Linked DNA regions of Homo sapiens: region 1 is linked to region 2. Evidence: read pairs that join two places in POLR2A ChIA-PET (ENCODE). Cell type or tissue: PC-9. All regions are shown on one strand. Links, peaks and the distances in the headings refer to the core of each region. The heading gives the core; the rest is flanking DNA.

The links. Peaks named below come from ENCODE experiments on the same cell type or tissue, not always from the same donor. Only the 100,000 strongest peaks of a DNase experiment are listed, where the experiment ranks them.
Region 1: POLR2A ChIA-PET joins it to region 2 with 5 read pairs; 2 of 35 experiments call an interaction of 5 or more read pairs at or near these places.

The regions. Positions count from the first base shown.
Region 1 is chr9:85,832,515-85,838,772 of GRCh38, reverse strand. It overlaps the pseudogene LOC389765. Among named protein-coding and RNA genes, the nearest start is that of AGTPBP1, 94 kb to the right of the region's middle. In PC-9, for the core only: no CTCF peak of the experiment used is centred there; a DNase peak (open chromatin) is centred at 3,972.
Region 2 is chr9:86,325,586-86,331,843 of GRCh38, reverse strand. TUT7 (terminal uridylyl transferase 7) reads left to right here. Exons shown (of 27, transcript NM_024617.4): 11 at 3,352-3,504. Among named protein-coding and RNA genes, the nearest start is that of TUT7, 26 kb to the left of the region's middle. RefSeq lists an enhancer at 3,186-3,893. In PC-9, for the core only: no CTCF peak of the experiment used is centred there; no DNase peak of the experiment used is centred there.

The sequences.
Region 1 (6,258 bases), core at 1,566-5,565, 490 kb after region 2:
CCTATAACCATTAGGTCTACATTATTTAAGAAAATCTATGTACCTTCATTCTCCAAATCTGACTTTTGTAAAAAAGAAAACCAAATGTCCAGAGCTATTATAGTATTCATACCACCCAAGGCTGCCTGATGCAAAGTCCATGGCACTGCTCATGTATCACTTGCCTTTCATTTCTTATCCCTCTGACTGTAACAACCAGATGGATCTCACGTGAACAAATCATTTCCCTTCATAAAATGAGGAAATAGAAACCACAATTCATGAACCTGCTAAACCAAAACTCATGAATCTGCTAATTAAGTCTTTTCCATAATAGAGATTCTTTGATAATTCTTAAAACTGTGTGTGTATATATTTACCAACCACAAACTAAAATTTATATTGATATTTATATTGTCTTGATTATGTCTACTTGGTAAGACTGAATAGCATATAAATATTATTTCAAAAATGACAGACCAAACAAGTTGAAATAAATATCCTCTAACATCTCAACTTTGTGTGGTTAAAGGAAGAAATAAATTCATGTAGATATTAAACTTGGTCATGTCTGAAAATATGGCAAAGGATACCTTTTTCACATTGATGAAGTATAGACATTATCTCCATCCAACTATTCCCTCCAAATGTAACTGTGTATTCTCTTATTAGTTTTTTACTAGAAAGAAGTATGCTTAAAAGGTATATACAAAATTCCATAAAATCAAACAAAAAAAATCTGCTGAGACTGTATAAATACACTGTGATACTACACATGGCTAAAATTTTTTTAATCTCAAAATAAGGAAAAGATTGTTTGGACTTTACCCTCCTGGAATCTTGTCTTGATGGGATATAAATATAATGCCCCAAATGAGTATCAAATGGTACAGTATATGGTCTCTTTTCAGGGATCCTGGCATCTGGCCCGTCTCCACAATTTTCTTTAGCTGAAGAAGTCACTGACAGGTTAAGTTTTGTTAGTTCTTCACTCAGTTGATCCACAAGAAGTTGTTGTTCTATTATTTTTTCATTCTTTGTAGAAGAGAGACGAAAAATTTTAAAATAGAGCACTTCAGTACATTCAGATTATGATTAAAAACGAATTTTACATTGACCAAACTCATAACTACTTTAATAATACAGTCAATTCTCATTTATCCAGAGACTAGCCTTCTGGTGTTCACAAGTAACTAACATTGTTCTGAGTGGTAAAACCTTTTTAATAGTAAGGAGCAACAAACACAGCCAAAAAAGTCAAAAGTCAAATACTCAAAGATAACACCCCATCCACTGTGACTGGTTGCTTTGCCAACCTGAAGCACTTTGATTAGCTTTCTGTATTAAAGTATGGACTTTCTGAGTGAAATCCAAAAAGTAAAAAGAAACAAGAAAGTTCAAAAAGTGGAGAAAGAATTGTAGGCAGCAGAGTTTGCAGCAAAGGAGGCAGAAGGAGGTAACAAGTGCAGGGAAGTGAAAGCCTTAGTGAAAAAGGAAGCCAAAAGCAGACAGATAGAAGATAGCCAACTGATAGTCCTGAGAGGAAGGAGAACTTGGAAATCAAAGGCAGAACAAATTGTTTATCAGGAATGTGTGTGTGTGTTTGTGTATATGTGATTTAGTTTTTTTTGTGTATCCTCTAAAGAAAATTTTTGAAGTGTATCAAATCTAGAAAGTTCTAATGTCAATCTTTGTTTTACAAGCACAAATTTATGTAAATAAGAAACACTCATTCATCTTAATACTTCACATGTACTACAATGTTGAAATAGGAAAAAAAAAAAAACCTTATGTTTTCATTGTATAAATGCTGAGCAATAAAAATGCAACCTTACTTAAAAATCACGTATTCAGATAATTAAAATATACAACATCAAAGGATTCAATGGAGTTCTTACATTGCCTGGGAAAAGGATAAAAGTACCAATTAATATTAGGGTGCATGGTATACTCTCTAGGATAACCACTAAAAAAAGAGTAAAACTATAACTTCTAAGTTAGTGGAGAAAACAACAGAAAAAGAATAACCAACGATCCAAAGGAGGGAAAAAGGAACACAGACGAGGAAGGATAAATAAAAGGCACAATGGTGGATTTTTAACAAAACAGTAATTATGTTAAATTAATAAATGAATAATGAAATTAAAAGATAAAGACTATCAGAAAGGATTTTAAAATTATCTAACCATATGCTGCTTACAAGAAACATATCTAAAATAGACACAGAAAGATTAAAAATAAGATAGAAAAAGAGATACCATGTAAATATTAATCAAAAGAAAGCTGGTGTAGCCATAGTAATGTCAAGGTAGACTTTAAGGCAAAACTCATTAGATAAGAAGAGGTAAAAATGATTAAAAGAGCAATTCACCAGGATGGTATAACAATTCTACATTTGTATGCACTTAATAACACAGCTTCAATATTTGTAGTGTAAAAACTATCAGCACTTCATGGAGAAATAAGACAAATCCAAAATTATAGTAGGGCTGGGCACAGTAGGGCTCACACCTGTAATCCCAGCACACTGGGAGGCCAAGGCCAGTAGATCACTTGAGCCCAAGAGTTTGAGAGCAGCCTGGACGACATGGTGAAGAACCCCTTCTCTACAAAAAATACAAGAATTAGCAGGGCATTGTGGTGTGCGCCTGTGGTCCCAGCTACTCAGGAGGCTGAAGTGGGAGGACTGCTTGAGCCCACGAGGTCGAGGCTGCAGTGACTCATGATCGTGCCACTGTGCCCCAGCCTGGGTGACAGAGTGGAGGTCTGTCATAGTGGGAGATTTTAACATCACTTTATAAATTACTGATATAACAAAAAGACTTCAAAATTGAGTAAAAAATGTAGATTTGAATAATAGGATTAACAGTGCCCAATGATTGCAGAATGCATATTCTTCTCAAGTACCTCTGTAACATTTACAAACATTTGCCTTATTCTGAGCCAAAAAGCAAGTTTCAATACATTCAAAGGACTGAAATCAGAGATAGTATGTTATCTGATCACAACGCAATAAAAATTGATAAAACAAAAATAAATCCCTCATGTCCTGTAAATAAAATAACTATGTTATTCACAAATCAAAAAGTCACAATGAAAATTAGGAAACATTTTGAGCTCAATGTGGAGTGCAAGTCAAGATAAGCTTAGAAATATGTAATGTTAAATGCATATACCAAAGAAGAGAAGCTAAAAATCAATATACTAAATATTCATCTAAAGATGTTAAAAAGATAGCAGGAGGTTACCCCAAAAGTAGAAGGAATTAAATAATAAAGGGCAGAAATTGGTGAAATAGTGAACTAATGAAATAATGAACAAACATACACTAGTGAGGATTAACAAAGTCAAAAATTGTCTCTTTGAAGAGACTAATGAATTGGTAATTTTACTAGCTAGTGAAACTGCAAGAAAAAAAAGTGAGAGAAGGCACAAATAATCAGGAATGAAAAAGGGGACATGTGACTACACAGCTAAAGATATTAATGAATAAAAGACTATCATAAACAAACTTATGCCAATACATTTGAAAATTATATACAATGGTCAAATTCCTAGAAAAATAAACCTTATCAAAACTGGAGGAAAATAAAATACTAATATGATTTAATTCATAAAACATACCCCCAAAGAAAATTTCCAGTCCCAAATGCTTAACAGGCTAATTCAACCAAACATTTAAGAAAGAAATAATACCAATTTTCACACACTTTTCCAGGTATAGGGGGAATTAAATAATCTATATTATGAGGCCAGCATAACTTGTTACAATATCTGACAAGAATACTATGAGAAAGAAAAATATAGGACAAGCTTACTGACAAATATAAACATCACACTAGCAAACCAAATCTAGGTCAATTGTGCAGAAGAGTTAACATAGCAGACCTGACTGCTATCTTTTAGAAGATCTGCTATGAGGTTGTCAGATGTCTGAGAGCTTGGATTTTGGGAGTGTTCTTAAACACTCTGATAATACTGACTCACTGTGCTCAACTATTTGCACAATCAATGTGGTTTATGGTGTACACCTGCTTTCCTTGTAGTCTGGGACTCTGGTAGTCTGGGCTAGGCAAAGGGTGCCTTCATGACCCACGCATCCTCAATATAACCCATAGGCACTGAGTCTACTTAGTTCCCCTGCCAGATAACATTTTATAGGTGTTGTCACAACTCATTGCTGGGGGATTAAGCACATCCTCTGTGACTCTGCTGAGAGACAAGTCTTGGAAGCTTGTGCCTGGTTTCCTCCAGACTTTGTTCCATGTGTCTTTTTCCTTGCTGATCTTGCTCTGCATCCTTTCACTGTAATAAATCCTAGCCAGGAGAATGAATATATATTGAGTTCTCCTAGTACGTCATCCAATCTGAGGGTGGTTTTGGGGAACCCCCAATACAACAGTATATCGCAACATCAACAACAAAAAGGGTTTATTCCAGGAATAAAAGATTGGTTAAAAATCAGATCAATCGGCCGGGCTTTGTGGCTCACGCCTGTAATCCCAGCACTTTGGGAGGCCGAGGTGGGCAGATCATAAGGTCAGGAGATCGAGACCGAGACCATCCTGGCTAACACGGTGAAACCCCGTCTCCACTAAAAATGCAAAAAAAAAAATTAGCCAGGCGTGGTGGCGGGTGCCTGTAGTCCCAGCTACTTGGGAGGCTGAGGCAGGAGAATGGCATGAACCCGGGAGGCAGAGCTTGCAGTGAGCCGAGATCACACCACTGCACTCCAGCCTGGGTGACACAGTGAGACTCTGACTCAAAAAAAAAAAAAAAAAAAAAAAAAAAAATCAGGTCAATCAGTGTAATTCACCATATTAGCAGAATAAGGAAAAAAATCATATGATAAAGAAAAATCATTTGATAAAAATCAATATCCATTCATAATAAAAATTCTCAGTTATTTCCTTAGTTTGGGAAAGGGTAAATTAAAAATACCTATAGAAAATATAATACTTCAGAATGAAATTTTGAAAGCTTTTCCTCTATGATTGGAAACAAGACAAGGATGCTTTCTATCACCACTTGTATTCAACACTGCAGTGGAGATCCCAGCAAATATAAGAAGGTATTTTTATAATAACTTTATTGAGACAAAATTCACATACTATAGAATCCAACTATTTAAAGTATACAATATAGAAGATATAGAAGAAGAAAAAGATACAGAAGGTGAAAGGATTATAAAGGAAGAAATGAAACTGTTACTATTTGCAGATGACATAATTATAAATGAAAATCCAAAAGAATTTACAGATAAAATATTAGAATTAAAAAGCAAGTATAGACCGAGCACGGTGGCTAACGCCTGTAATCCCAGTACTTTGGGAGGCCAAGGCAGGTAGATCATTTGAGGTCAGAAGTGACTGACTGACATGTTGAAACCCTGTCTCTACTAAAAATACAAAAAAATTAGCCAGGCATGGTTGTGCATGCCTGTAGTCCCAGCTACTAGGGAGGCTGAGGCAGGAGAAGCACTTGAACCCAGGAGGCATAGGTTACAGTGAGCCGAGATCATGCCATTGCACTCCAGCCTGGATGACAGAGTGAGACTCTGTCTCAAAAAACAAACAAACAAACAAAAAAACAACAAAAACAAGTTTATAGCCAGGCGTGGCGCGGGTGCCTGTAATCCCAGCTACGCAGGAGACTGAGGCAGGAGAATCGCTTAAGCCTGGGAGGCAGAGGTTGCAGTGAGCGGAGATTGTGCCACTGCACTCTTATCTTGGGTGACACAGTGAGACTCCATCTCAAAAACAACAAAAAAAAGAAATTACTTCCAAAAAGTTTGGATCTTTTCCATTTATCTTGGGAATTTTGAAGGCTCCCCACCTGATGGTAACTGTAGACACTCCTGATCAAAAACTGAGTTTAGTCAGATTGCTGGATATATAATGTATTAATATCTAAAAATTAGTACAGTTCCACATACCAACAATTGGGGAATTTGAAAAATAAAATTTTTTAAAGATTCCAATTTACAGTGACAGAAAAAAATCAAGTACCTAAAAAGAAATCTATAAATTATTTGCAATATTTCTGCACAAAAAAAGTAGGCCATTACTGAGAAAAAACAAAGGAAATCTAAGTAAATAGAGAACTATACCATGCTTATGGATTAGGAGACTCAATCAAAATACGTTCATTAATTCTAAACAGATATATAAATGTAATTCAATGTTAATTAGTTAATTAATGTTAACCAACTTGATTGAATCTTTCTATAATGTATACATACATCAAAACATTACACTGTATCCCAGAAACATACAAAAT
Region 2 (6,258 bases), core at 703-4,702:
AATTGCCTCCCATTCTGTAGGTTGTCTGTTTACTCTGTTGATAGGGCTATGCAAAAATTCTTCAGTTTAACTAGATCCCCTTCAGAATGAATTTTAAAAGCAAGACTATATTCTAGAAGAAATAAATTAAATATAAAGACATATAGGTTAAAAGTAAATGGATGGCAAAAGATGTAAATTGTAACCAAACGAGAGAGGCTATGTTAATATCAGATGAGATTGATTTCAAGTGGAAAAAATATGCCAAAGACAAAAGGGACATTTTATTAGGGTAGGGTCAATTCATTGGGAAGACAAAACAATCGTAAATGTTTGCAACTATTAAGAGGGCACCAAAATACATGAAATAAAAATTGATGGAATATATTCTACCATCAGACAAGGAGATTTTAACAGCCTTCATCAATTGACACCTGTGTTAGCTAAACAAAAAATCAGTATAGATAGTATAAACTGATACATCATATCAACCGCCTTGACCTAATTAATATTTATAAAACACTATACCCAATAACTGGAGAATACATATTTTTTACAAGTCCATATGGTACATTCATCAAGATATACTACATGCTGGTTCTTTTGTTTTTTTAATTTAAGAGACAAGGTTCCACTATGTTGCCCAGGCTGGTCTCAAACTCCTGGGCTCAAGCAATCCTGTGTCAGCCTCCCAGAGGAGGGCCTATGCTGGTTCTTAAAATAAGTCATAGTACATTTGAAAGGATTCCATGGATTAAAGAGGAATTCAAGTGGGACATTAAAACATATTTTGAACTAAATAATAATAAAAATGTAAGATAGTTTGGCATAGTGGCACACACCCTAGTCCCAGCTACTCAGGAGGCTGAGGTGAGAGGATTGCTTAAGCCCAGGAGGTTGAGGTCGAGGCTGCAGTGAGCTATGATCACACCACTGCACTCCAGTCTAGAAAACAGAGCAAGACCCCATCTCAAAAAAAAAAAAGAAAGAAAAAAATACAAGATATATAAAATTTGTCAGATGCAGCTAAAATAGTGTTCATAGGGCAAGTTTTAGATTTAAATGCTTAAATTCAAAAAGAAAGGTCTAAAATCAGTGACCTAAAGGTCCACCTCAAAAAGCTGGAAACCAAAATGGGTGAAAGACCTAAATGTAAAAGTTAAAAACTCTGAAACTCCTAGAAGACAACCTAGGGAAAAACCTTTGCAGAAAGGATTTCTTAACATACTAAAATCAATAAAGAAAAACATTAAGAAATCAAACTTTATCTAATTCTAAAACTGCAGCTCTTCAGAAAATATCACTAAATAAACAAAAACTCAAGCTACCCAGTTGAGAAAAATATTGAATACATACATCCAACCAAGAAATAGTCACTACGCCTAATATTTTCCAAAGTGTTTTCTGTGGAAGACTAGTTCAGTCTGTCAACAAATCTTTACTGAGCAGTTACCATGGCCAGGCACCAACTAATTCTGGGTGTTACTGTTAGAAGTGGTGAACAGGGCCGGGCATGGTGGCTCACGCCTGTAATCACAGCACTTTGGGAGGCCAAGGTGGGTGGATCACCTGAGGTCAGGAGTTGAAGCAGCCTGGCCAACGTGGTGAAACTCCATCTCTACTAAAAAAATATAAAAAAATTAGCTGGGCATGGTGGCAGGCGCCTGTAATCCCAGCTACTTGGGAGGCTGGGGCAGGAGAATCGCTTCAACCCAGGAGGTAGAGGTTGCAGTGAGCCGAGATCATGCCACTGCACTCCAGCCTGGGCAACAGGGTGAGACTCTGCCTCAGAAAAGAAAAAAAAAGAAGTGAACAAAACACAATTCTTGCCCTCGAATTTATACATCCAATTGGGGCAAGAGACTAATAAATATATATGCAGTGGTGGTACTTTCTCTGAGGAAAAATAAACCAGGGTAAGGAGGACAGAGAATGATAAATGTGGAGCTCCTTAGAGAAAACATTTGAGCAGAGCTGAATAAAGTGAGGGAGAATGAGTCATAGTCTCCCTCACTTTGTTAGGGGGAAGAGCATTTTAAGCAGAGGGAATACCAGGTGTCATCTCTGAGCCAAGAAGATAGAAGGATCAGAGAAGTAGAAAAGAGCCAGGTTACTCAGGCCCTGGAAAGGACTGCACTTCATCTAGAGTGAGACAGAAACCACTATGAACAGGAGAGTGTGTCTTCTGTTTTAGAAGGATCACTCTCTTCTAAACCAATGAAGTAGCCCATTTGGTATAAAAATACATTTGGGAAATGTGATGTCACATCCATACTCCATCCCATATTATTTTGTTCATTAACCTGTTTTTGTTTGTTTTTTGTTTTGTTTTTTTTTTTTTGAGATGGAGTTTCGCTCTTGTTGCCCAGGCTGGAGTGCAATGGCACCATCTCGGCTCACTGCAACCTCTGCCTCCCAGGGTCAAACAATTCTTCTGCCTCAGCCTCCTGAGTAGCTGGAATTACAGGCATGCGCCACCATGCCTGGCTAATTTTGTATTTTTAGTAGAGACGGGATTTCTCCATGTTGGTCAGGCTGGTCTCGAACTCCTGACCTTAGGTGATCCGCCCACCTCAGCCTCCCAAAGTGCTGGGATTACAGGCATGAGCCACCATGCGTGGCCTGTTCATTAACCTGTTTTAAAGGCTGTGATAAATCCTATCATACGATGAAGAAACCTGTTCAGCTCCGTTTGACATTTCACAAGCCTTTTCAACTAGACCATTTTCTTTTGCATTAATATTCATTAATAGCACATAAAATTTACTTTGAAAATGTCCAGCATACCCAGAATTAATAGTATTTAAAATTATTTTCTAATTAGCTGGATCTAGTTCTTGTAATTTTCATTTTCTAGCAATATAGTTGTCTTGTATTTATTAAGCAGTTACTATGTGCTGTATGCTACAAGCAGATACTACCTCTATCTGAGTGCCTTATGGTCATTTTTTTTATATCATAACCATCCCATGAAGGAAGTCCTAGTGTTACCCCTTTTTAAAGGAACCTGAGGCCTACAGAGAGTAAGTACCTTACTCAAGGTTATACAGCTAGTATATGAAGGAGCTGAGATTTGGGACCAGGCAGTTTTACTTCAGAACCCATGACGTCAGCCACTAGGCCATTTTGCCTACTCTTAGAATATTTACTGAGGAATTATTTCACAAAGTCACCATTTCTTTTGCAAATCAAAACCTTGTTTTTTACTTTTAAAAATATTTTTAAATGTATAGATGTCTCTGTGATAGTCCATAAATTATATCTTTTGTATTTTCGTTGAACTATGAGTATTTTTTTATTCCAAGATTAGTAGACTGTGTTTGATATAAGATTATTTCTATCTTATTTTAGCATGTGTCTAATTTTTCCTAGATTGAAGGATTCTCATTAAGCAAACTAGGGAATTTCAACCTTCAAGACATTGAAAAAGATGTTGTGATCTGGGAACATACTGACAGTGCTGCAGGGGACACAGGCATAACAAAAGAAGAGGCACCAAGAGAAACGCCGATTAAAAGGGGACAGGTCTGTTCTCTTTTGTTTCTAGTTGTCAGTTTCACTTGCCAATTGTGAAGTTGTGGATTAGTCAGTCTTGTCTTCTTTCCTTAACTATCTTTACTATTTCGTGGCTCTTTCATTTGCCAGTCTGTTTAGTACCTCGAACAGACAAGTAATGAGAAAAGGTTAAAAAAAATATTAGATCACTAAATCCACAGTTATTTATGTAGTTTCTTTGTGCTGGTTCCTTTGAAAGAGACTCAGAATTCAAAGGTAAATCCATATCTATCCTCAAAGAGCTTAGTCTTAGGTGGTATTATGAGGTTTAAATGTATGAAAGGTTAACTAGCTTTCAGTTACTAAAATAACAGTGAATGCATATATGATTTAATGTACCGGTCCCATACTGTTGGGGGTGGGCAGGGGAATTTATGCACAAGGAAAGAATAGCCATTAGAATTTCAAACAAAAATCTCTGCAATGTCATTATCCTAGTAATAAGAATAAGATTCTCTCCCAAATAGGTGAAAGGCCCCTGATCTTCCCGTTACCTTTTGGGGTAAATTGACAGTAACATCCACAAAATTCTTGGAATCGAATCCCAGCTTTATACAAACAAGTCATGTCACTCCTCCAGTTCATGTTTTACTCATGCCTAAAATGAGGAGTTAGTGGTGAATCAGATTTTCCAGTTGTGTTTTCTAGAATCCTTGAACACTGGGAGGAGGAGGAGAGTGGTGGTACCACCCTACCTCTGCTGCCACCAGAACCACTTTTATCTGTTTCTTATTTGGAGTCTCTGTAGTGGAGAAGAGTATAGGCTGTGGAGCCAGAATATGTGAATTTGTATCCCAGCTCTCCCACTTCCCAGCTGTGTGTCCTTGGGCAAGTGACTTCGCCTTTCTGTGCACCAGTTTCCTCCCTACTCATGGGGATAATATTGGTACCCTCTCATAGGGTCACTTACAGAATGCTTAACTCAGTGCCGAGCATGTGGTGAGCACTCAGTAAATGTTAGCTGCTATTCTTATTTTATTTGAAAAAGAAAATGTTCTCTGCTTTAAAGAAAACCAGTTTAAGTTCCTGTAGTCTAGATATTTCAAAGGTCTCTCCAGTTTCATGTTATGGTATTATCAAGTCATTTCAGTGAGATGCTTAAAAATCCTTTGTAATGCCGCTATGGATAAAGAGGTAAAATGTAATAATGCTTAAAATTTCTGGGGGGTTTATTTGTGTCCTCAAACTGTAGTGTTTGGGACTTAGACAACTTCCATTTTTAATCAGTTCTGCCTTGTAAAGCCACCAGATGACTTTGTATTACTTGACAGAACCTTTGTGATTGAGAAAAATAGACCACTGATTTTGAAGCTTAATATAATAAAGTATGATTGAAAACAAATTTGTGCACCTTAGAGGAAATTACTTTTTTCAGTGTGAATTATAGGAAAAGCTATTGCTGTAAATCCATTTAATGCTTTATTTTTACATTTTTATGTTATTTGGAAAGATTAATCATGCTGCCACTTCTGAAATAAAGTGAGCTTCAGACATTATGGGGTTGCATATGGTGTGCACTGTACTGAGATCAGGAGACATTGAGACATTGTTCTCATCCGGCCACTGCCAGGCAGTGCAACCTTCTGACAAGCCATGGGCACTCGTGGGGCTTCAGTTCCTTCTCTTGTAATATACAGGAGTTGAACTAGATTACCTCTTAAGAGCATCTTACAGTGGTGACATTGTGTTTCAGTGATATATGGATTTCTTGTACTTAAAAAGGCTATACCTACGTGGAAAAAATACAGAGAGCAACCAAGTCTGCCAGATGCTTTCCCTTGTTTCTGATTTAATCCTCATCACTATCCTGTGTTATAGGTGGTATCATCCCTACTCTGCAGATAATGATAGCGACCATTTTTTGAACACTGTGTGCCAGGCACTGTGCTAAGCACTTTACAGACACTATCTCACTCAGTCCTCCCAACAACCCTATGAGGTGGGTACTGTTATCCCCATTTTTCAGATGAGGAAACCCAGACTTAGACAGATTATAGACCTTGACCCAGATCATACACAGCTAGTACATGGCAGAGTTTGGATTTCAGATCTAAGCTTGTCCCAATTCCAAAGCCTGTTCTCTTAGCCACTGTGCTGTGCTACCAGTCTGAGAATGAAGAAGCTAAGTCACAGAGCAATTAAGAGCTATGACGTGGCAGAATCTCTATTTGGGCCCATATTTTCCCCTATCCTAAGTAATATGTACTTTCTAATATATTACATCGCAGTTATGTTCCAACTTGTCAGAAGTCTGTAACTGTAAAACCAGTGTCAATTTCTGATGGCAAGAGTTATTTGACTTTAAAATCAGTTGTCACTGACAGAGTCAATGTGCTTATGTAGCTTCTCAGGGCAGTGAGAGGAGTGTTTTTCCTTTTTCTCTATGCCTTTAGCTACTGTCCATTTTTGTGTGTCTGTGACTGTAAAGGTGCCTCCAGCAGCAGTAACAGGAAGAGTTCAGTGCTGAGAATATTAGCAACCCATGCACAGTCCTCTCCACCTGTTATTAACAGTTCAAAATTAGGAGCTCTGTCTGGTTAAATAAAACTGATCCTGTCTATTCCTGTGATAATGACTGGATTATAGCATACTCTAATCCTAATAGTGCAGTGAAGTAATGCTGTTTTACCACAAACAAAATAGAAGTTAGAATTGATTTATCTAGATGGATTGTCAGGCTTATATCTTTGTTAAGGTTTTCCAGATTTTTTTAATTTGATGCTT